3 separate regions of the Homo sapiens genome follow, and regions 1 and 2 are each linked to region 3. A link is a loop called in an ENCODE intact Hi-C map of the cell type or tissue named here. Cell type or tissue: OCI-LY7. All regions are shown on one strand. Region 1 overlaps GAK (cyclin G associated kinase). Region 2 has its middle 63 kb from the start of ZNF732. Region 3 holds the start of LOC107986246 (a long non-coding RNA gene).

Region 1 (8,000 bases), 150 kb before region 3:
AGCAGCGGAGCTGGTGCATGGGGCCGACTGGCCTGAGGTCATCCCGGGGCATAGTGTGCGGGACAGGCTGCCCCTCAGTCTGCTGTGCATTTGGAAAGCTGCACGGAAGTGGTGCAACATAAAAAATACTGTTTGTGGGATGCAACTTTTCCTTTGAAATGTTTGTATTTTTTCAGATCACGAGGAATACAACACCAATGTATAGAACACCAGAAATCATAGACTTGTATTCCAACTTCCCGATCGGCGAGAAGCAGGATATCTGGGTGAGGTCTGGCGCCTCTCAGTGGCAGTGCCTGGCTCCGTGCGCCCTACTTAACCTGAGGCGGCGTGGGCCGGGCACCTGCCACTCGGAACTGGCCTGCCTCCTCCACCCCCTCTTCCCCTCCCGTCCCCTTTTCTTTTTCCTTTCCTTAAGAATCACTGTGGCTGCCACTGTTTTTTTGGGTTTTTTTGGAGACAGGGTCTTCCTCTGTCACCCAGGCTGGAGTGCAGTGGTGTGACCTCGGCTCAGGCTCACCGCAGCCTCCCGCCCCTGGGCTCAAGGGATCCTCCCACCTCAGCCTCCCGAGTAGCTGGGACCACAGGTGCTCACCACCATGCCCGGCTATTATTTTGTATTTTTGGTAGAAGGGGTGGTCTCACCATGTCGCCCAGGCCGGTCTCGAACTCCTGAGCTCAAGCGGTCCACCTGCCTCAGCCTCCCAAAGTGCTGCGATTACAGGCTTGAGCCACTGCACCCTGCCCAACCTTGACTACTTCTAATAGGGATGAGTCGAGTAGCAGTTGGGGGCGTCCTGTGCGGCTGGGTCTGCCTGAGGCTCCCCTCGGCCCCGTCCATGGCTTGTTGTGCATCTGGCCCTGAGTGCCTTGGCCCAGGAGTGTCCCTGCCACACCCCAGCCTTGCTGCGCTCAGAGCCAGGCCAGAGTGAGGGCTGAGCCTGATGGCTGGGGTGGTCTCCTGCGTCCTCCCTCATCCCTGCATCTCTCCAAGGCCATGTCCCCATTGACCGAGGGTGACCACGCGTGGAGGGTGTCCTGCCTTGTGGTTCTTTTGACGTCCCCTTACCCCGTCATTCAGCCACCAGGTGCGGCAGTTGGCCCTCCGTAGTGTATTTGCCTACGGACCGGGTCAGCCGTGCCATCAGCCACAGCACATGGGCTGAAGGCTGAGACAGCACGTGGGGCTGCAGGCTGAGACAGTATGTGGGCTGTAGGCTGAGGCCCTGTGTCCCTTGAGGAGTGTGGAAGGATGGGGCCACGTGTGTGGTCATTGCCTGTGTTCTTGGCCCACCCTGGTGACTGGTCCTCTGCACATCCCGCACGAGGACACTCCTGGCCGGCTCTTGCTCGGCCTGGGGTCCCGGTGTGAGCTCTTACTCTTGGCTGGATAAGATCCTGATGCCGAAGTAATCACCAGTCCCTTCTCTGGGCTCACATATTGGGTGATTGACGAGAAGTCGCTGATTGTTCAAGGCCAGTTCTGCGAAAATCCTGAGCAGACTGAGGAGGCTGCTTCCTGCAGCTTCTGCCCTGTGCCCTACACCCTGCATATGGGGTCAGTTCTGAAAAGTGGGTCTCTGCTGTTGCCAAGGACAGGACAGGTGCCTTGCCCCTCGCATAGCACACAGCAGGGTCTGTGCTGGTCCCACCAGCTCATAGATCTTCAGTGCATGAGTGTGGGAACCCCGGAATTTTGAAAGGAACCTTTATTTATTTATTTATTTATTTATTTATTTATTTATTTGAGACAGAGTCTCGCTTTGTTGCTAGGCTGGAGGGCAGTGGCGCGATCTCGGCGCACTGCAACCTCTGCCTCCCGGGTTCAAGCAGTTCTTTGCCTCAGCCTCCTGAGTAGCTGGGACTACAGGCATGCACCACCACGCCTGGCTAATTTTTGTATTTTTAGTAGAGACGGGATTTCACCATGTTGGCCAGGCTGGTCTTGAACTCCTGACCTTGTCATCCACCCGCCTCGGCCTCCCAAAGTGCTGGGATTACAGGCGTGAGCCACTGCGCCCGGCCTGAACGGAACTTTTTAATCTTAAGAGCCTAGAGTCCGTTTAACACTGTCACCTGGACAGTTCTTTGCGGTGAATAGAAGTGGAGCATCCAGGCCTCCCCGTGCCGTGGGAAGCACGCCGCCAGCTCCGCACAGTCAAGTGATGTTTGTGTAACCACCGACTATACCCCTAGGATCCCCAAGGAAGGAGCCACCCCTCGGCCAGTCACCATGTCTGCGGTGCTCCTCTCACGCCCTTGTCCCCTTGGGCTCGGGCATCACCCCTGCTCTCCCCTCAGACCTGGGAGTCACCCCTGCACTCCCCGCAGGCCCAGGAGTCACCCCTGCGCTCCCCACGGCTCCGACGTCACCCCTGCATTCCCCGCAGGCCTGGGTGTCACCCCTGCACTCCCCACAGGCCCAGGCGTCACCCCTGCGCTCCCCACGGCCCCAACGTCACCCCTGCGCTCCCCGCGGCCCGGGTGTCACCCCTGTTGTTCCCGCAGGCCCCGGTGTCACCCCTGCATTTCCCATGTTCCCGATATCACCCCTGTGTTCCCTGCAGTCCCCAGTGTCACCCCTGCGCTCCCCACGGCTCCGATGTCACCCCTGCATTCCCCGTGGGCCTGGGCATCACCCCTGCTCTCCCCGCAGGCCCAGGCGTCACCCCTGCGCTCCCCGTGGGCCTAGGCATCACCCCTGCTCTCCCCGCAGGCCCTGGGCTGCATCTTGTACCTGCTGTGCTTCCGGCAGCACCCTTTTGAGGATGGAGCGAAACTTCGAATAGTCAATGGGAAGTACTCGATCCCCCCGCACGACACGCAGTACACGGTCTTCCACAGCCTCATCCGTAAGTCCCGGTGGAATGCGTGCGTGGGGCAGGACCCTGGAGCACAGACCCCGCGTGGCTCTGGAGACCCCGCTCCCCTTGGGGCACTGCTCACCTGGCCCCACTCCCGCCCGTCACCATAGTTTTGACAACATCCCTGGGGGGGGGGTTTCCAGAGAGCTCCCCTGCCGCCCACCCCGCTGGTGAATTTGCGGTGCTCTGAGTGGTGATTTTTGATCATTTTGTTCGGTTTTTGTTCTTCCCTTTGCCGCTCCCTTCTTGCTTCTGACGTCACTGATGTGTGTAGAGGGAGTGGCCTCTGGTGGTCTGTGACCTCTGCCAGTGCAGGGGGTGCTGACCCGCCTGGGGAACCGTGGGGCCGAGCGCGCTGTGCTTCTGCTGCAGGCGCCATGCTGCAGGTGAACCCGGAGGAGCGGCTGTCCATCGCCGAGGTGGTGCACCAGCTGCAGGAGATCGCGGCCGCCCGCAACGTGAACCCCAAGTCTCCCATCACAGAGGTGAGGGAGGCACACGTGAGCCCCAAATCCCCCGCAGTGGTGAAGGAGGCACACATGAGCCCCAGATCCCCCGCAGAGGGGAGGGAGGCACATGTGAGCCCCAGATCCCCTGCAGAAGGGAGGGAGGCACACGTGAACCCTAAGTCTCCTATCACAGAGGGGAGGGAGGCACACGTGAGCCCCAGATCCCCCGCAGAGGGGAGGGAGGCACATGTGAACCCCAAGTCTCCTATCACAGAGGGGCGGGAGGCACACCTGAACCCCAAGTTTCCTATCACAGAGGGGAGGGAGGCACATGTGAGCCCCAAATCCCCCCACAGAGAGGAGGGTGGCATGTGGCTGTGCTGCTTCGTCCGGACCCTGCACCCTGGGGGTCTCTGCCCACTTCAGTGGGGAGCCACAAGCTCTTGAGGGCCCTGGGCTCCTGCAGGAGCAGGGTCACCACCGCAGCCCAGGGCCGAGACCCCGGGGGCATGCTGGGACCATTGCCAAGGTCTTCGCACTCTGCACGCGCTCCTCTGGCCTCCTTGAGGTTTGCAGGCGCCTTTCTAGATTCTTCCCCTGACAGGACAGCATGAATTGCTCCTGTGTCTTTGTTTCTGGGGTCTGGTGTCCAAGCCAGGTCAGCCAGCCCTCAGCTCTGGGCGTCCTGGGGTGTCCTGAGTTGCTCTGCGTCTGTGTTTCTGACCCTCAGCTCAGCTCTGGGCGTCCTGGTTGCAGTTGTGTCAGGGCTGGGCCTGGCCAGGGTCCACTCCCAGGCACCGGTGGCTGCTGGCAGCATCAGGGCCTGGGGGCTGGGAGACTGAGGCCCACAGGGCCGTGTGCTTTGTGGAAGTGTGAGGCCTGGGAGGGAGCAGCACGTGTTGGCTGGAAGATGCTTTCCTCAGAGTCTTTTCTGACCCAGCCGTGGACAGGGTGCAGCATCTCCATCACCAGATCCTCGAGGCAGAGCAGACACGCGGCCCGGCCCTCACCCACGGGGAGCAGGGAGGCCCCTGGGCATCCCAGCTCAGGGCCCAGTCAGGACACGCAGGGCCCCTCTGCAGATCTCGCAGGGGTCTGTGTCCAAGGACCCAGGACTCTTGGCTCCTGCATTTTGTCCCCTTTTCAGCCCTTGGGTCGTTTCCACTCCCTGGTAGCTGGAAGCCGGAACTTCCAGGGGCCACTGCAGTGGAGCTGACCCAGGCGGTGGGTGTGGAGCGTGGGGAGAAGGTCAGAGCTGCTGCCCGGAGTCCCTGTCTGAGGACAGGACCCTGTGGGACAAGGAAGGTTTGGGCTGTGTGGAGGGTTTGCAGTTCCTTGGGGGCCGCGTGGGTACAGAGACCTGGGAGCAGGGAAGTGCTGGGAAGCCCAGTGCAGACGGGGAGAGGCTGTGGTGCCCCTCTCTGGCGGCCATCATGGTGGGTGCACCAGCAGAGGGAGCCCTGGTGCTGGGTGCTGGAAGCATTTTGAGGTGTGGGGCGCTCTGAGGCGGGAGAGTTGATGTCACTGGTGGCCTCTCAGCAAGCTTCCCTGGGGCTGTCAGAGAGCGGCAGGAAGGGATCACTCCTGGGCCGTCCTGCTCTTTAGCAGCCTGGGCCTCGTGTCCCCCTCGCTTGGTGGCTCTTTACAGAAAATGCCTGCCCACTCCCCCGGAGGTCACAGAGGACAGTGGGCTCGCAGGGGGGTGTGGGCCTCTTGCTTTGTCGAGTGCGCTGGAGGGATTCTTGATGGGGCGGGAGGAGGTGCCGCTGGGCAGATGGGCAGAATCAGGCCCCTAGTGATGGGGCGGGGTCCTCAGTGCTTCTCATCTGAGTGCTTCTAGGCCGGGACCCCGTGGGGACAGACGTTAGACCCCTGCTTAAGCCAACCGACTCCCCCAGAAAACACAGTCCATGATGGAGCTGAGTTCACAATGAAATAAAATACTGCCCCCAGGAGGTAGTGAGCCTCACAGGGTGGCCCCCAGAACCCAGGAGCTGAAGTGATGGAACATCCTGGGACAGACAGGCCATGTGTCTGCTTAATATGGTTGGGCATGCGAGGTGGAGGCTGCAGTGAGCCCAGATCATGCCACTGCACTCCAGCCTGGGAGACAGAGTGAGACTCCGTTTCAAAAAAAAAAAAAAGAAAAAAAGCCTGGGTGCAGTGGCTCACGCCTGTAATCCTAGCACTTTGGGAAGCCGAGGCAGGCGAATTGCCTCAGCTCAGGAGTTCAAGACCAGCCTGGGCAACGTGGTGAAACCCCATCTCTACTAAAATACAAAACAAATTAGCCAGGCGTGGTGGCGCATGCCTGTAGTCCCAGCTACTCTGGGAGGCTGAGGCAGGAGAATTGCTTGAACTCATGAGGCGGAGGTTGCGGTGAGCTGAGATCGTGCCACAGCCCTCCAGCACTGCAGCCTGGGTCACAGAGCAAGACTCTGTCTCTACCAAAAAAAAAAAAAAAAATGTTGGTTGGACAGACTGGGAAGAGAGAGAAAAGGAAAAGGAACAGAAGCTGTAGCCCAAGAGTCTGAAAAGCTGGGCTGGAGTGCTGAGCACCTGCAACAGCCCCAAGCGAGGCAGGCCGCGGGGTGAGGGGATGAGGGCTGCGTGCGTTTGTTGAGTTCCAGCTGATGCTTCAGCCTGTGGGAAGTTCCTCCCTTGCACTGTGTCATAGATCAGGGGGCAGAAGGATGGGCTCTGAGGGCACCCATACCGTACCTCTGCCCGACGTGGGCAGGCGTGAGTTGTCAGTTTAGAGAACTGACCTCTGCATTTTCATTGTCACAGCTCCTGGAGCAGAATGGAGGCTACGGGAGCGCCACACTGTCCCGAGGGCCACCCCCTCCCGTGGGCCCCGCTGGCAGTGGCTACAGTGGAGGTGAGTGCCCTGTCCTGTGCCCGCCACCTGTCCCTCGCTCCTGCTGCACCCCGGGCACCCGCAGCACATTGGGATGGAGTCTGGGGTCCTTCTCTCCCGGGGCCTCCTCTCCCACCAGAGATGACTGTGAGGTCAGGGTCCCTGAGCACACCCTCAGGTTCGGCAGTTCCCTGGGGCTCACAGAGCTCAGCAAAGCTGGTGTCTTGGTGCAGTTCAGGAGGGGGTCAGGATTCGGACTAAAGCCAGCCAAGGGAAGAGGCTCCAGGGCAGGGCCCAGGAGACCGGGCCCGAGTGACCAGGCGGCCTCGCTCAGGGGTTATGTGGGAGGCAGCCTGCGCCGTGGCCAAGACCCCAGCATAGATCACATTGTCGTGTCTGGCACAGCCCAAGGCCCCAGGGAAACAGACACCCCTTTTGGGGCTGGAGGGGGCATCCCAGGTTCCTTCCCAGGAGCTGGGAATGAAGGGCCAGGCCTGCTGTGGGCAAGGTGAACCATTTACTACAGTAGCGACCCTGAGGCCAGGGGGCAGGAGCAGGCATTGGACAGTGGAGGGCGGTGGGGGAAGACAGTTCTGCCGCTAGTGTGAGGTGGCCCCTTCTGCCGCATGAGGAGTGGGCACCTGTGATGGGCCTGGGTGTCCCTGGAGGGCCCTCAGCTGGTGAGGAGTGGAGAGGGCCCTGGAGACAGACGCTGCATGCTCTTGGAACTCCGTGCCGGGAGTGTTCCAGAAGGTTCCGGGTGAGCCGTCGAGGACATGGCCCTGACAGGCAGCGGCTGGGTCTGCAGCTCTGCATGGCGCTGACCCCTCCCGACCTCGCCCCGCATCCCCACTGCGGTGTGGGAGGTTTCACCTGGGTCCTTCACCTCCGCTTCCCAGGGAGGAGCTCAGCTCCATGTCTGGGGCACCCCGGTCCGTGCAGTGTGGGTCCCACACATGCAGGTGTAGTGGCTGGCTGGGTCTCTGCTGGCTGGAGGAAGGGTGAGTCCTCGAGCTGCTGGGTTCTGCAGTGCCCCCATCTGCTCGGTGCTGCCTGGGCCTCGGTCTCCTGTCTGCATGAGGGACTTTGGCCAGGTGTTTTTTTTTTAACACCACTTGTGCCACCAAAGCCGCCTGTGAAGACCTCACTCGCAGGACCCACCAGGCCAGGGGCCACCACTCTGCCTTCACGTCCAGGGTCATGGTGGCCTGAAGCTGTGGCCGTGAGGCCGGACTATCCCCACAGACAGAGTCCCAGCCCCAGCTGTGCTGAGGCGGCCACATAGCCCTTCCGCACCCAGATTGACCATTTCCTGGGTCTCTGGAAAGGCTGAGGACAGGGTAGACCTGCCAGTGCTGAGGCCTGGCTTCCCGCTGGGTACGTGTGGGTCAGGGGCCTGGCCATACCACCCACTCCCTGCTCCTGCTGCCTGGGCCCAGCCAGCAACCTGCACCTGGGGAGGTGGGACCGAGCGCCTGGGGAGGTGGGACCGAGCGCCTGGGGCCTGGGCCCAGCCAGCAACCCGCACCTGGGGAGGTGGGACCGAGCACCTGGGGCCTGCTGAGACTGTGTCTCCCTGCAGGCCTGGCGCTGGCGGAGTACGACCAGCCGTATGGCGGCTTCCTGGACATTCTGCGGGGTGGGACAGAGCGGCTCTTCACCAACCTCAAGGACACCTCCTCCAAGGTCATCCAGTCCGTCGCTAAGTGAGTGTGAGGCTCCAGAGCCCTGGACCTGCCGCACGCTCGTTCCAGGCTGCAGCCCCGGCCCTTGCTTCCTGGCTGCGGTGGAACAGCTGGTCATCAGGCCCCACAGGGGCCCCTGAGG
Region 2 (8,000 bases), 500 kb after region 3:
CTGGAAACAATACAAATGGCCCTTTAGAGATCAGTATTAGATTTTTAAAATGTGACATATACATATAATGAAATATTATTTCATTTTAAAACAGAAAGATATTCTGACACATCTTACAAAAACAAAGCCTGAGAACATTACATTATATAAAATAGTCAAAAAGAAACAGACATTATATAATTACACTAATAAGAATATGGAAATCAGCCAAAATTATAGAAACAGTAAGTAAAACGGTGTTCTTCAGGAGCTGAAGAAAAAGAAAAAAAGGGCAGTTTATTGTTTATAACGTATTAAATTTTACTTTTGTAAGATAAAATTAATCTAGAGATCCATTGCAGAAAAAAAAAAAGTAAACGTACTTAATACCACTAGACTGTATGCTTGAAAATCTTTAATGTAGGGAAGAGAGAGATCAGACTGTTTACTGTGTCTATGTAGAAAAGGAAGACATAAGAAACCCCATTTTGATCTGTATTTTGAATAATGATGTTCAAAATTCTCTGTTGGAGAATGTGCAGTAGCAAAAATCAAAAGTTGGAGTGGGGTCAAGTGACCTATTCTATTTAACTTGTGCTCAGTGAATTTTTTCTTCAACTAATTTAATTTTTTAAGTTGCTTCTGGAGTTAATGTTCTTTTACTATTCAATTTCGGATCCCCTCTTTAGAGAACAAATTTGACATGGCATAAGTAGGGACGCCTAGAGTTGGCCAAATTTAATTAATATCTCCTAGCAACTTTTGAAAGTCATTTAATGTTTTTACAGTGAGCCAAGATCCCGCCATTGCACTCCAGCCTGGGTGACAAGAACGAGACTCCATCTCAAAAAAAAAAAAAAAAAAAGAAAAAGAAAAAGAAACTCATTTAATGTTTTAAATGTGTCTTTTCTTATTTCTGTTTTTTGTGGTTTAATTTTCTTTTCCTCTACATGCATCCCTAAGTAATGGAAAGGAGTAGAGGTTTGAATCTTATCAGATGCTCTTGTCAGTCCTGGGTTGGCAACCTCTGCAGAAATGTGTAACAGTCAATTAATTTCTCTCTTGTTTCTGCAGCACACAAAATATCAACATAATGATATAACAGTCTGAAAACTTGTCTGTAACTTGTTGAAGAACTTCAGCTACAAAAGTCTGACAAATAGTTGGACTATTAAGCATTCCCTGAGGCAACACTTTCCACTGAATTCTGGTGGCTGGTTATTATTTATGGCTGGTGTAGTAAAAGCAAATTTTTCAAAATCCTGTTTTGCCAGAGAAATGGTAAAAAAGCAATCCTTCTGATCAATTATAATTAAAGGCCAATCTTTGGTGATCCTGGCCAGATAGGGCAACCTGGGTTGGAGAGCCCCCATGGGTTGAATTACAGCATTAATAGCTCTTAAGTCAGTCAGCATGCGCCATCTGCCGGATTTTTTCTGAATTACAAACAGGAGAATTCCACGGCGAAAATGAAGGCTCACTATGTCCCTTTTCTAATCGTTCCTTTGCGAGTAAGTGTAAAGCCTCCAGCTTTTGTTTTGGTAGAGGCCAATGATTTACCCATACAGGTTTTTCTGTTTTCCAAGTCAACGGAATGGGTTTTGGAGGCTCTAGAGTGGCCACTCCTAAAAAGGATACCGTATTCCTTTTCTTTCTTGATTTCCCTCAACCTCAGTTGGGACTTTAATGCTGCCTCCATTCTTCCCTAGTCCCCTTTTAGGGAGATATCCCATTTTACTCATGATTTTTTTGACTCATGGGGCTGTATAGGGAGGCTGGGATAGTAATCTCTGCATGCCACTGTTCTAACAAGTCTCGGCCCCATAAGTTGATTTGAATAGAAGTGATCATGGGTTGAACTGTACTTTCTTGATTATCAGGTCCTAGACAATGTAAAATCATGGCACTTTGATACACTTCTGAGGCGGTGCCCACACCGACAAATCCTGTAACAGGCTTTTGTTTAGGCCAATTTTTTGGCCATCTATTTAAGGCAATGATAGAGACATCAGCCCCGGTATCCACTAATCTTTCAAACTGCTTTTCCTGAATAGTGACTGTACACACGGGTCTATCCTCTGAGACCCGATTATCCCAATAAGCAGCTTTTCCGGCAGGGTTGGTACTTCCAAACCCTCCTGTTCTGTTTTCTTTTCCCCAATTTGAATATAAGGCAAAAGCAGTATTTGAGCAATTCTATCATCACCTGGATTGTCGCTCCAGGGAACAGTGGAGCTGATCACTAACTGAATTTCCCCTTTATAATTTGAATCAATTACCCCAGTATGAATTTGGACTCCCTTCAAATTTAGACTTGATCTCCCTAAAATAAGGCCTACTGTCCCTTCTGGCAGTGGGCCATATGCCCCTGTAGGAGGAATCTTTTGTTGGGGCTCTCCAGGGAGTAAAGAGACCATTTGAGCGGCACATAAATCTGCTGTGCTGCCTGCTGTGGCAGGGGACAGCTGTTGTATTGTTGTAATCGGTTGACTCCCTGAAGTGGTGGTATTTGCTGTGGGGGTTGTCCCTGAAAACCCTGAGGAACAAACAGCTGAATAAGGAATGCACCAGTTTGTGGCGGGGCCTGAGACTGGCCCCTCTTCCCATTTCCCGACAATGGTTGCCGATTTTTATCAAATTTAGAATGACATTGATTAGCCCAATGTTTTTCTTTTCCACGTCTTGGACACAGGCCAGGTGGCTCTTTATTTTTTGCTGTAATAGCTTATTATATTCTGTTTATTTAGGACTGGGCAGTTCTTTTTTAGATGACCAATTTGAACACAATTATAATATTTTCCCCCAAATGTTCTAACTTGTCCTCCTAAAGTGACCCCCGTCATTGCTCGAGCCATTAGCATAGCCTTATGCATAGCTCCTCCAATCCCATCACAAGCCTTCACATATTCTATAATTACATCAATTCCTGCTGGAACTTTTCCTTTTAATGGCTTTATGGCCAACTGACATTCTGGATTTGCATTCGATAGGCCATTAATTCTACAATAACTTTTTGGGTGTTATCATCTGTAATAGATTTTTGAGCAGCATCTTGCAATCTTGCCACAAAGTCAGGATATGGCTCTTTAGAGCCTTGTCTAATTGAATTAAAAGAAGGGCAGGCTGTTCCTGGGTCCTGAATTTTTTCCCAGGCCCTGAGGCAAATAGCCCTTACTTGTTCAATAGCCTCATTCTGCATTACTGATTTTTGGTTAATGGTGCTCCACTTTGGACCTGTTCCTAACAATTGGTCTACATCTATATTAACAGTGGGATTTGTAGCCTGATTTTTTCGTACCTGTTCTTGTACTCCATTCCATCAATCCACCAGGTTTTAAACTGTAAATGAGAGGGTGAAAGGGAAGATTTAGCCAAAATTTCCCAATCATAAGGAATAAGTCTATTTCCATGAACAATGGAATCTAATAATGTTCTCATGTAAGGGGAGTTGGGTCCATATTGTTTATAACTCCTTTCTTCATATCTTTTAACATTTTCAAGGTGAAAGATTCATATCTAGCCTCAGCTTGGGTAGGCACTCCTACTTGTCTCTTCCCCGGCTGGTACCGGTTGTAAAATTACTGGGAACTGCCATGCCTCAAGATCTCCCTGTTTTCTGGCTTAATCAATGATTTCATACAGTGTGCTACATTGTCCACTAGGTGGTGCTGTAGGATTAAGCGCCACCGCCGTGGGTTGCTGAAGCTGAGATAAGAGGCATATTTACTTTCAGTTTGTCCCATCGTTACCCTGGGTTCCTTTGAGCGCACAAGCTTACCGCAAGGCTGACCGTGGATGTACTCAGGAATCTCTCGTCGACTTGTCCTCACTGCTCATGTTCTTAGCGTACCTTCACCCTAGAGAAAGGCACCCACGTTGGGTGGCAGATGAAGGCGTGGCCTGCCCCTCCACACCTGTGGGTATTTCTCATCAGGTGGTATGAGAGACTGAGAAAAGAAATAAGACACAGACACAAAGTATAGAGAAAGAACAGTGGGCCCAGGAGACCGGTGCTCAACATACGGAGGACCTGCACCGGCACCAGTCTCTGAGTTTCCTCAGTGTTTGTTTATTAATTACTATTTTCACTATCTCAGCAAGGGGAATGTGGCAGGAAAACAGGGTGACAGTGGGGAGAAGGTCAGCAAGAAAACATGTGAGCAAAGGGATCTGTGTCACAAATAAGTTCAAGGGAAGGTACTATGCCTGGATGTGCACGTAGGCCAGATTTATGTTTCTCTCCACCCAAACATCTCAGTGTAGCAAAGAGTAACAGAGCAGCATTGCCACCAGCATATCTTGCCTCCAGCCACAGGGCGGTTTTCTCCTATCTCAGAATAGAATAAATGTATGATCGGGTTTTACACTGAGACATTGCGTTCCCAGGGGCATGCAGGAGACAGAGGCCTTCCTCTTATCTCAACTGCAAGAGGCCTTCCTCTTTTACTAATCGTCCTCAGCACAGACCCTTTATGGGTGTCAGGCTGGGGGATGGTCAGGTCTTTCCCTTCCCACGAGGCCATATCTCAGGCTGTCTCAGTTGGGGGAAACCTTGAACAATACCCAGGCTTTCTTGGGCAGATGTCCTTGCGGCTTACCGCAGTGCATTGTGCCCCTGGTTAATTGAGAATGGAGAATGGTGATGACTTTTACCAAGCATACTGCCTGTAAACATATTGTTAACAAGGCATGGCCTTCACAGCCCTAGATCCCTTAAACCTTGATTCCATACAGCACATGTTTCTGTGAGCACAGGGTTGGGGCTAAAGTTACAGATTAACAGCATCTCAAGGCAAAACAATTGTTCAAAAGACAGATCAAAATGGAGTTTGTTATGTTTTCCTTTTCTACATAGACACAGTAACAGTCTGATCTCTCTTTCTTTTCCCTGGCATTTTCATGTTTTTCATCACAATTAAATATTTAGATCTACCTAAAAAGGTTACAGTCTTTAAAAATCACCTTCAAGTAAGAAAAGTGTTTCTCTCACAGAATAACATAATAAAATAATAGATGGTAATTTTACACTGACTACTCACCCACACAAGAAAACAATGATGAACACCCAAGTAAATAAATACTTTATTTATTTATTTATTTTTTTGAGATGGAGTCTTGCTCTGTCACCCAGGCTGGAGTGCAGTGGTGCGATCTCGGCTCACTGCAAGCTCCACCTCCCGGGTTCACGCCATTCTCCCGCCTCAGCCTCCTGAGTAGCTGGGACTACAGGCAACCACCACCACGCCTGGCCCAATTTTGTTTTTGTATTTTTAGTAGAAATGGGGTTTCCCCATGTTAGCCAGGATGGTCTCGATCTCCTGACCTTGTGATCCGCCCGCCTCGGCCTCCGAAAGTGCTGGGATTACAGGCGTGAGCCACTGTGCCTGGCTGATAAATAATTTATAAACAACGTAGGGGCAATATATATACAGGCAAATACCACATAGATAACTTTCTTGGCAAGAGAAATGTCTGATTTATATATATGTTTTTTAATTTGCTCGAAGTGAAACCCAATGATATTTATTTGAATTAAACACCACATGGTCATAAGAGGTAGAGAGGTTGTTGTTGTTGTTGTTGTTTTGAGACATTGTTTCACACTTGTTGCCCAGGCTGGTGGGCAATGTTGCAATCTTGGCTCACTGAAACCTCCGCCTCCTGGGTTCAAGTGATTCTCCTGCCTCAGCCTCCCAAGTAGCTGGGATTACAGGCATGCGTCACTACGCCTGGCTAATTTTGTGTTTTTAGTAGAGACAGGGTTTCTCCACATTGGTCAGGCTGGTCTTGAACTCCTGGCCTTATGATCTGCCCGCCTTGAGTTCCCAAAGTGCTGGGATTACAGGCATGAGACACTGCCCCTGGCCAAGGTACAGGGTTTAAAGTTACCATACAAATATAAAGATTAAAAACAAACCACTAAAATGGGGTTGAAAACAAGAATAAAAATTTCTGACCTTTAAAATATTGAATATCATATAGATGTATCATAAAAACAATCCTTTACAGTTTTCAACTGTGACTATGTACTTATGAAGAGCTGGCATTTTGAATCTTTGGCATTCAAGGTACAGCAATAAAAGAAAATAATCTCAATAATTAATAAAATGCTCTGATGAGAATGAGGCATTTCAATACATTTACTTATTCCACAATTTGAAAATTTAAGCATTTTATTTCAGACATTTTGAATTTGAAATAAAAAATATTTGACACAGAACAATCAAAGTAAAACATACAAGGGGAGTGACATAGCAAGATGGCAGAATAGGAGGTTCTCTACCTAAATCTTATATGGTTATAAAAAAATGCAGCAGTTATGCCCTGGCAAATGAACCTTTATAGGAACTTTGGAATCCATGTCAAAAGGTGTAAACCCAAGACAGGAGGGCTGTATTGAGAGGGCATGCCCTTGCTTGAGTGGCATGCTTGCCCATCATAGTCCCAGCTACAAAATAAAATATGATTAATTCTCATTGTAAGTATAGCTGTAGGCCATTTGGTTTTGTTTATGCCACTAGCACCATCTGCCAAGACACCAAGGAGGATTCATAATGTCCTGTGTCTCAGGTGAAAGGACTTTAGATGTTGCTCCTCTCTGTAGTCTCCTAATTAGCCCCTTGCACACATCTATCATGATGTGGAAGAAATCCTGCACATGCAGGAACCGACAGAAACATCCATCTGTGCCCCTGGATGTAGGCTTGCCGATATTTATTTAATGGTGGATCTTGATGTGGCACTATCATCTGGCTCCCAGTCCATGAAACCAAAGTCCAGAAGCAGTTTTTCCTAACCTGGGACCTGCCAAAAAACACACCTATATGTGCCCCTGTAGGCATGCTGGCTGACTTTATTCCCACTGTGAATCTTGAAGCAGTCCTAAAACCCAGCTCCAGTCCCAAAACCTACCTCCAGTCCCAAAACCTACCTCCAGTCCCTGTCAACTAAAGTCTGGGAGCAGTCCTGCCCACCCAGGAATCTGGAGGGAGAAATGCCGTGAACCCAGAAACAAACCTGAAGACTTTGGTCTCAGCTGTGTATCCTGAAGCAGCCCTATGAATCAGTTCCACACCCTCTCAGCTGTGACCAAGGGTCAGTACTTCTCATCTAGGAATCTGTCCAATGACTGGGTTAGAAGATTTCTAAAAACCCAGCAAGAGCCACACAGCAGAAGCCATACCTGCTCACATGGATTATATCAGCTCTGTCATCTGCATATACAACTGGAGACTTTTTTTTCTCAGCACCAGTCTTACTGATCAAGATCCTGAAGAAAGTTCAGTCTTCCTAGAAAATAGACAGAATCCACAACAGTCTGATGCCCTAATAACAGGTCTGCCAAGCATGAACTTCACTGTGATCCAGATCCAATGCACCTTACTGCAAACTCACTGGAAATCTCATCAGCACAGAGATCCAATAGGAGAAAATATTTACCACCCCAAACTAATCTATAATGACTGCAAGAGATATTTACTCCTTCAGATGCAAGGACATAAAAACAAGGCATCACAGACCATGAAAGATCAGGCAAATGTAACACCACCAAAAGAAACTAAAAATTCTCTAGTAACCACTTACAGTAAAACACAGATCTAAAAAATGGCTAAGAATTCAAAATAATTATCTTAAAGAATCTCAATGAGATGCAAAAAAACCACACATTACTAAATTTTTTTTGCAACAACGTATGAACAGAATCACAATTATAATAAAGAGAAACCATTAAAACAGAACCAGTTAGATATGCTGGAGCTGAAGTACACAATAGGAGATCTAAAATATTTAAGAGAAAGCTTTAACAGGAGACTCCGTTATACAGGAAAAAAAAAATCAGCAAATGTAAAAGTTATTTGAAAGTTCCTAGTTAGAATTTAAAAAAAGAATGCGAGTGAATAAAGCATTTGTCCCCCATATTTCATAATCAATGGTAAGGATGTACAATTTTAGGAGGTTCATGAGAAAGAAAAAAATTTTTAAATTGTTTAAAGATATAATGTCTTAAATTCTTCCCAATC
Region 3 (8,000 bases):
CCCACCTGCTCACGCCTCCACGGAGAGCACTAACACTGCAGCGACCCCCGGGCCCCGCCCACCTGCTCACGCCTCCACGGAGAGCACTAACACTGCAGCGACCCCCGGGCCCCGCCCACCTGCTCACGCCTCCACGGGAGCACTAACACTGCAGCGACCCCCGGGCCCCGCCCACCTGCTCACGCCTCCACGGAGAGCACTAACACTGCAGCGACCCCGGGGCCCCGCCCACCTGCTCACGCCTCCACGGAGAGCACTAACACTGCAGCGACCCCCGGGCCCCGCCCACCTGCTCACGCCTCCACGGCGAGCACTAACACTGCAGCGACCCCGGGGCCCCGCCCACCTGCTCACGCCTCCACGGCGAGCACTAACACTGCAGCGACCCCCGGGCCCCGCCCACCTGCTCACGCCTCCACGGAGAGCACTAACACTGCAGCGACCCCCGGGCCCCGCCCACCTGCTCACGCCTCCACGGCGAACACTAACACTGCAGCGACCCCGGGGCCCCGCCCACCTGCTCACGCCTCCACGGCGAGCACTAACACTGCAGCGACCCCCGGGCCCCGCCCACCTGCTCACGCCTCCACGGAGAGCACTAACACTGCAGCGACCCCCGGGCCCCGCCCACCTGCTCACGCCTCCACGGAGAGCACTAACACTGCAGCGACCCCCGGGCCCCGCCCACCTGCTCACGCCTCCACGGAGAGCACTAACACTGCAGCGACCCCCGGGCCCCGCCCACCTGCTCACGCCTCCACGGCGAGCACTAACACTGCAGCGACCCCGGGGCCCCGCCCACCTGCTCACGCCTCCACGGAGAGCACTAACACTGCAGCGACCCCCGGGCCCCGCCCACCTGCTCACGCCTCCACGGAGAGCACTAACACTGCAGCGACCCCCGGGCCCCGCCCACCTGCTCACGCCTCCACGGCGAGCACTAACACTGCAGCGACCCCCGGGCCCCGCCCACCTGCTCACGCCTCCACGGCGAACACTAACACTGCAGCGACCCCCGGGCCCCGCCCACCTGCTCACGCCTCCACGGCGAGCACTAACACTGCAGCGACCCCGGGCCCCGCCCACCTGCTCACGCCTCCACGGCGAGCACTAACACTGCAGCGACCCCGGGCCCCGCCCACCTGCTCACGCCTCCACGGCGAGCACTAACACTGCAGCGACCCCGGGGCCCCGCCCACCTGCTCACGCCTCCACGGCGAGCACTAACACTGCAGCGACCCCCGGGGCCCCGCCCACCTGCTCACGCCTCCACGGAGAGCACTAACACTGCAGCGACCCCCGGGCCCCGCCCACCTGCTCACGCCTCCACGGAGAGCACTAACACTGCAGCGACCCCCGGGCCCCGCCCACCTGCTCACGCCTCCACGGCGAGCACTAACACTGCAGCGACCCCGGGGCCCCGCCCACCTGCTCACGCCTCCACGGCGAACACTAACACTGCAGCGACCCCCGGGCCCCGCCCACCTGCTCACGCCTCCACGGCGAACACTAACACTGCAGCGACCCCCGGGCCCCGCCCACCTGCTCACGCCTCCACGGCGAACACTAACACTGCAGCGACCCCCGGGCCCCGCCCACCTGCTCGTCGCTGCGGTGGTAGTCGTTGTCCTCCTCCGGCTTCTCCTCCGCGGCCTCTTTGTTTGAACTGTCGTCTGCTTTGGTTTCACCTTTTAGCACAAACAGAACATAGCGCACCATGAAATCCAAACTGTCAAGCCATTTAAAAAACTACACTGTACTCCAAATGCCGTCAAAAATTCACTCCATTAAGAGACTCTGGACCCCCGGAGCGGAGTAAGCGTCAAAGGAAAGCCGTCCGCAAAGTGTCTGCAGGGGTCTCCCCAGGATGCAGAACGGGCGTGTGGGCCTGTGGGGTGCAGGCGTGGGGAGCACAGGAGACAGAGACGGGGCAGCCGGAGCCGGCGTGGGACACAGACACGCTCCGCACTGGCCACATGGCCAGGCCCGCCCGGAGCTGCTCAGTGCTGACCACATCAGCCCCTCGATCTGAAAGCCTTCTCCTAAAAATCCACTGTTTCAACACCGCTTTTAAAATGAAAACTTCCCCTCAGGTAAAAGGGTTCTGACAGGACTGCTTGGTTCCCAGACTCGCTTCCTAACCACGCCTCATGGCTGTGCTTCCTGGGACCCGCAAAGCCGTGGGGGTGACAGAGCCAGGCCCCTCCCACCCTCCAACTGTCACAGACGCCCGGAGGAGCCTAAACATTTCCTAAGAGTTGGTGTGGTCCATTAGGAAAATAAAATGTCCTCAAGACATGAACGTTTGTTGTGATACCCTCAGATTTCAACATACCATTCCCTTTACACAGAAACCAAACCATTATTTTGCCATTTTACAGTAAAGCAAGCCAAGTGAAGTCTCAGGAAGTTCACCTTCCACTACTCTTTCCACAGGCCTTCTGAACCCTGACCTCTGCCCCCCAGACACTCTCGGGGGGCCCTCCTGCTCTCCCCTGCTGGCTTTTCCCCTCTGCCCACGTTCCCACTGGTACCAGGAGTGAGGAGGAACGCCTTGAACCCTAACCGCCCCACACCCTCAGGTTCCCCCACGTTCTCCCGTGAGTGCGTGTGGGAGGGGCCGGCAGACAGCGCCAGCTCTTTAAGAAAAGGCCTCATGCAGGGGATTCCCGGGGCTTCTGGATGGGCACGCAGGGCACTCACCATTCCGATGGGAATCTAAGTGCTGTTTTGCAGAGCAGGTCTCCCCCTTGATGTCTCCCGGCACCTCCATGCCCAATTTGTGATAGAACTCCCTCTGCTTTCTCATTTCCGCTGCGGAAAATCAACACACAGTCTTTCATCTCACAGGCAGTGGATTCTATTAAACTTCTGTTCATAAACATCACATAAAGAAAATTAGGGATTTGCATTATGAAGTTTGAAGGCTACTAATAAGAAAGCAGCAAATTAAGACTGAGATGTTTTGGGGGCTCAGCACAGCGGGAAGCGCACCCCCCGGGCACCCGCCCCACCAACCCACGTGGGACGTTGAGTCGCAGACCGGCTGCTCCAGGCCTAGGACAGGCACGGGGCCTGGGAAACCCAGGTGCGGGACTGTCATCCCCACCTCAGCCACTGCCTGTGAGTGTCCAATGGCGCAGAACCACCCGTCACCAGGGGTTGATAAACACTGTGGCCACAGCAGTGCCATGCCAGACATCATTGCTGACCTCACGGCTGAGCCAGTGGACTGCCTGGACACCCGCAGCTCAGAGATGAACCTGCCACTGGGTTCCCCCCACGCTCCTGCGCAGTGGCAGATCCTGCCGGCTCACAGGTACCCAAGGCCACCACTGAGGAACCCCAAGAGAGCCCTCGAGGGCCCGAGAGCCCCGGGGACCATGTGTCCCAGGCGCCTGAGTCCACAGCCTGCAGGGAGGGCTGCTCACAGCTATGAGCTCTGGCACCCCGTTGCCTGGCAGTGGGTTAAGAGCGCCCCCTGGTGTCTGTGGCCACAGCCACAGGCACAAATTCCAGGGAGGAGACTGCCCGGCGGCAGACGGGCCGCAGCATCCTCACCCACACCTGCCATTGGGTCACCTCTGGCCGGACCAGAGGAGGCCTGACCCTCCAGGGATGGCCAGCAAGAGCTGGCCAGAACCTCGCAGGTTCCAGGGAAAAGCAAACAGACTCTCGGCAAAGGCCCCCTAAGGGTGACCTTAGTTCACACCCAGGGGACACAGTGGACGACGTGGGTCACTGCTCGGGAACACACAGTAGGTAGCAAAGAAAGGTTAGAAAAAAGCTGCTCAAACCGCAACCCAGACATCACTCTGAAAAGTAACGTATGTGCTACGTGACCAAGGAATTCTTCACCAAACTTTTTATCCACGATTTCCTCCCTACATACCATGAGCTCGGCCAGGCCAGGGAAACGCTCTGGGCATACCCCAACCTACACAGCTGCCTCACAAACACCAACCGTGCAGGGACCAATGCCCGCGTGAGGCAACGAGCTTGGACAGAGAGGAGGATGCCCCGTGAGCCTGGGCAGAGAGAGGAGGGGACCCCGAGAGCCTGGGGAGAGAGGAGGGGACCCTGAGAGCCTGGGCAGAGAGAGGAGGGGACCCCGAGAGCCTGGGGAGAGAGAGAGGAGGGGACCCCGAGAGCCTGGGCAGAGAGAGGAGGGGACCCTGAGAGCCAAGGGGATAGGTGGGGCCGGCCGCAGGTGGATGGAGTGCTGGAGCCTCACAAGGGAAATGCTGAAAGATTAGCCTGGAGAATCTGAGAGCAGCTTGAAAGAAAATGTTTCCCTTAAATAATCACATCCCAGCAGCTGGAATGGAGGCCTGCAAGACAGGGGCTGACAGCAGGAGGCTGTTCCCATCAGTCTGCAGAAGAGCCGTGACGGGAACAACAGGCCACATAGGTCCGTGCAAAGGAGAGAGCCCCACGGACACAGTGGAAAGCAACTCAGCTTCAGACCCTGACCCTTGGCTCTAGTTCCCATTTCTTTAATTTTCACCTGTAAGAATAAAGAAGGATTAAAAATAGCAGCACTCAGTGTCAGGTGTATACAGGCACTGAAACATTTATTGGGGCCGGGCGCGGTGGCTCACACCTGTCATCCCAGCACTGTGGGAGGCTGAGGCGGGCGGATCATGAGGTCAGGAGTTCGAGACCAGCCTGGCCAACATGGTGAAACCCCCGTCTCTACTAAAAATACAAAAAATTAGCCAGGCATGGTGGCACCTGCCTGTAATCCCAGCTACTCAGGAGGCTGAGACAGGACAACTGTGTGAACCTGGGAGGCGGAGGTTGCAGTGAGCTGAGATCGTGCCACTGCACTCAGCCTGGGCAACAAGAGCAAAACTCCGTCTCAAAAATGATTGAATAAATAAATAAATAAGAGCTCACTGTCTCTGGACATTGCTCTTGAGCTGCGGCAGTCCAGCCTGATCTGAGGAGCTCACTGTTGGCATAACGCTAACGAATCAGCCAATTGGAAGCTTATTCTGACTACAGCCATATCTTCATTTTCACTTCTGAGAAGAAATTCTGCTGTGATGAGACATTCCATTTTAAATTTTCAGCATTTTGTAAACACTGCTTTCCTGTGAGTAGGGAATATTGCTGGTGTCTAAATACTGCTTTCCTGTGAGTGGGGATATTGCTGGTGTTGAGTCAGTGACTCCATCGTCGGCTGTTTGCTCTCAGCATAGCTACAGTATGACGGATGAGAAAGTCGGTGCTTTGCCATCAACAATGACAGTTCAACAACAAAATAATCCAGAGTTCACTGCGGCTTCGAAGTGCAGCCCTGAAAGTCCCCTTTTCTCCTTTCCTCGTTCTGACGTCGTCATGAAAACGTCCCAATGCAGTGACGATGAGTTCCAGCCACGGTGCAGAGGGCTGCCCAAAGCCACCGGCAGGCAGGCAGCACACTCCTGGCACACACTCAGCTGCACCACGGACGGGCTTACGGGTGAAGGCGACCACAGCTGAGCCAGTGGGGCTGGTTCCAACCAGGCTACGCACCATGAAATTTCAATTCTTAAATTATCACATCATAAAATACGCTGCTTTTGATTTTTTCCAACTATTTAAAAATGTAAAGAAACATTCTTAGCTCATGGGATCCTCCTGCCTCGGCCTCCCACAGTGCTAGGGTTACAGGCATGAGACACTGTGTCCGGCCCCCACGTTTCTAAAGCAAGAGGTGACAGGCATGTTCAGGATCCATGGAAAGAGGACTGGTGAGTGCGTGAGCCCCACAGCCCTCACCAGGAACGGACAGGAGCCTGGCACACCAAAGACCATGACACGCCCACCGAGTGAAAGAGCCCAGAGTGGGCTGAGACTGAGAATGGACACTTTGATAAATGTTTTAAACATGTTGCCTCTACGAAGACAGGTTTCTAAAATAATTTATAAAAACAAAAAGAAACAACAAACCACTAAAAACCTAACCCCACCTCTGATCTAGCAGGGAACTCTCTTCCAGCAAGCCCCCACCATGTGGGGGTGCGGGGACAGCGTTGAGGGCCTGCCCGGAGTCCAGGTGGGAGGGGCAGGACCGTGTTGGCGTCTCCTCCAAAACAGACACCTGGACCCTCAAGGGCTGACACCTCGCCTCACCACTGCATCCTCGCAGCTAACGCGCGTTTCAGGAAGAGGCCTCTGGTCGGAGAAATGAGGTTTGCAATTGTCTGCACCACAGATAAAACTAAACAAATTGCAAGTAGCCTCCATCAAGAAAATAGGTGCACTGCTAATAGTTTTAAAGTTAGAATCCTCCTGCTAAAGAGCCACAAATGACTGAAAGCTTGAGAAACAACAAGAAAAAGAATATTGACTCAACGGAAAATATGGTGGCCAGAGACAGGAGCTGGTCAGGGAGGCGGCTCGGGGCCACCGTGCCCTGGGGGTGTCAATCTGGAGCACTCCGGAACCTCTTGCCTCTCGACTTCTTCAACGTAGAGTGGAGTTGGCAGCGTCCACACCGGACAAGAGCGTGCTGAGGTGGACGAGAACATACAACCTGCTCCAGGCTGGACGCACACTCCAACTAACACGTGGAGACGAGCGATGGAACGGAGGTGGCATGCAGATCTCAGTGCCACCCGGCTCAGCACATGGACGACACCTGCCCTGATGGATGCCCAGAAGCGGGCTTCCCAAAAACACGGGTGGAACGCACCCAGGTCCACTGCCGCAGGACAACCCAGGACAATGGGAAGGCAGAGGCAGGAACCAGAAGGAGGCCCGTGAGTCAGTGGTATTCTCTGGATCCTGATTGGAATAAACAAAAACAGGCTGGGTGTGGGGGCTCACACCTGTAATCCCAGCACTTTGGGAGGCCAAGGCAGGAGGACTGCTTGAGCCCAGGAGTTCAAGACCAGCCTGGGCAACACAGCAAAACCCTATCCCTACAAAAAATTAGCCAGGATGGAGGTGCTTGCCTGTAGTTCCAGCTACCTGGCAGGCTGAGGTGGGAGAATCACTGGAGCCCGGGAGGTTGAGGCTACAGTGAGCTGTGATAGCACCACTGAACTCCAGCCTGGGCAGCAGAGACCAGGTCTCAAAATAAATAAAGAAATAAACAACAACCAAAAAGCACCGCATTTATGAGACAACTAGAAATGTCAGCACTGAGTGGCTATTTGGTATTAAGGAATCTCTACTATTTTCCTAAACATTATCAAGGTATTGTGGTTATGAGCTTTAAGAAGAACCCTTATCTTTTGGGGATACGTACTGCAGCCTTTACAGATCAAAGGCCACGGGGTGAGGCTGAGGGAGCAGCAGGTGCAGCAAGGACGGCCACGCCTAGAAACTGCTGGCGGGGGGTGGTGGTCACAAAACTCGAGGTTCCTGCCCCGATCCCGCCCACTGCTAAGCGTTTGAAACGCTCCAGTGCACACTTTATTTATTTATTTATTTTTTTGAGACGGAGTCTTGCTCTGTCGCCCAGCCTGGAGTGCAGTGGCGCGATCTCAGCTCACTGCAACCTCTGCCTCCCGGGTTCAAGCGATTCTCCTGCCTCAGCCTGCTGAGTAGCTGGGATTACAGGCACCTGACACCACGCCCGACTAATTTTTTTTTTTTTTTTGTATTTTTGGTAGAGACAGGGTTTCACTATGTTGGTCTGGCTGGTCTCAAACTCTTGACCTGATGATCCACCCGCCTCGGCCTCCCAAAGTGCTGGGATTACAGGCGTGAGCCACTGCACCCGGCCACAAACGTTTCTTAAAGTGTCAGCACTGGCGGGGGTCACAAAACTTGGGGTCCCGCCCCGATCCCGCCCACTGCTACGCGTCTGAAACACTCGGTGCAAACGTTTCTTAAGGTGTCAGCATTTAACTCGAATGTATCCTTTGCCTTTTCTCAGGACTAAAAAACTTTCAGATATTAAAAGACTAATTGTTTCTATCTACGTTTACTCAGGAAATCTAAATTCTTCCTGCATGAATGAACTCTGTGAGTAGGGAAGAAGCCTCTAACAGTATGATTCTCTG

Evidence for each region. Peaks named below come from ENCODE experiments on the same cell type or tissue, not always from the same donor. Only the 100,000 strongest peaks of a DNase experiment are listed, where the experiment ranks them.
Region 1: a loop joins it to region 3, with 5 times the contacts of the local background. A loop is called at or near these places in 4 of 110 quality-filtered maps.
Region 2: a loop joins it to region 3, with 8 times the contacts of the local background. A loop is called at or near these places in 4 of 110 quality-filtered maps.

What each region holds. Positions count from the first base shown.
Region 1 is chr4:888,726-896,725 of GRCh38, reverse strand. It overlaps GAK (cyclin G associated kinase), which reads left to right. Exons shown (of 28, transcript NM_005255.4): 7 at 177-266; 8 at 2,717-2,852; 9 at 3,237-3,349; 10 at 6,104-6,194; 11 at 7,756-7,879. Among named protein-coding and RNA genes, the nearest start is that of GAK, 40 kb to the left of the region's middle. In OCI-LY7, CTCF peaks have their summits at 279 and 4,761 (motif pointing right); a DNase peak (open chromatin) is centred at 4,785.
Region 2 is chr4:238,069-246,068 of GRCh38, reverse strand. It overlaps the pseudogene ZNF876P. Among named protein-coding and RNA genes, the nearest start is that of ZNF732, 63 kb to the left of the region's middle. In OCI-LY7, CTCF peaks have their summits at 1,204, 1,408 (motif pointing left) and 3,639 (motif pointing right); DNase peaks (open chromatin) are centred at 1,378 and 3,648; H3K4me3 peaks cover 401 bases.
Region 3 is chr4:738,288-746,287 of GRCh38, reverse strand. PCGF3 (polycomb group ring finger 3) reads right to left here. Exons shown (of 11, transcript NM_006315.7): 7 at 2,704-2,814; 8 at 1,600-1,688. It overlaps LOC107986246 (a long non-coding RNA gene), which reads right to left and starts at 6,861. Exons shown (of 2, transcript XR_001741543.2): 1 at 6,344-6,861; 2 at 4,549-5,581. It overlaps LOC124900644 (a long non-coding RNA gene), which reads right to left and starts at 127. Exons shown (of 2, transcript XR_007057987.1): 1 at 1-127. RefSeq lists a silencer at 3,511-3,600. In OCI-LY7, CTCF peaks have their summits at 3,284 and 3,483 (motif pointing left); DNase peaks (open chromatin) are centred at 3,457 and 7,327; H3K27ac peaks cover 470 bases.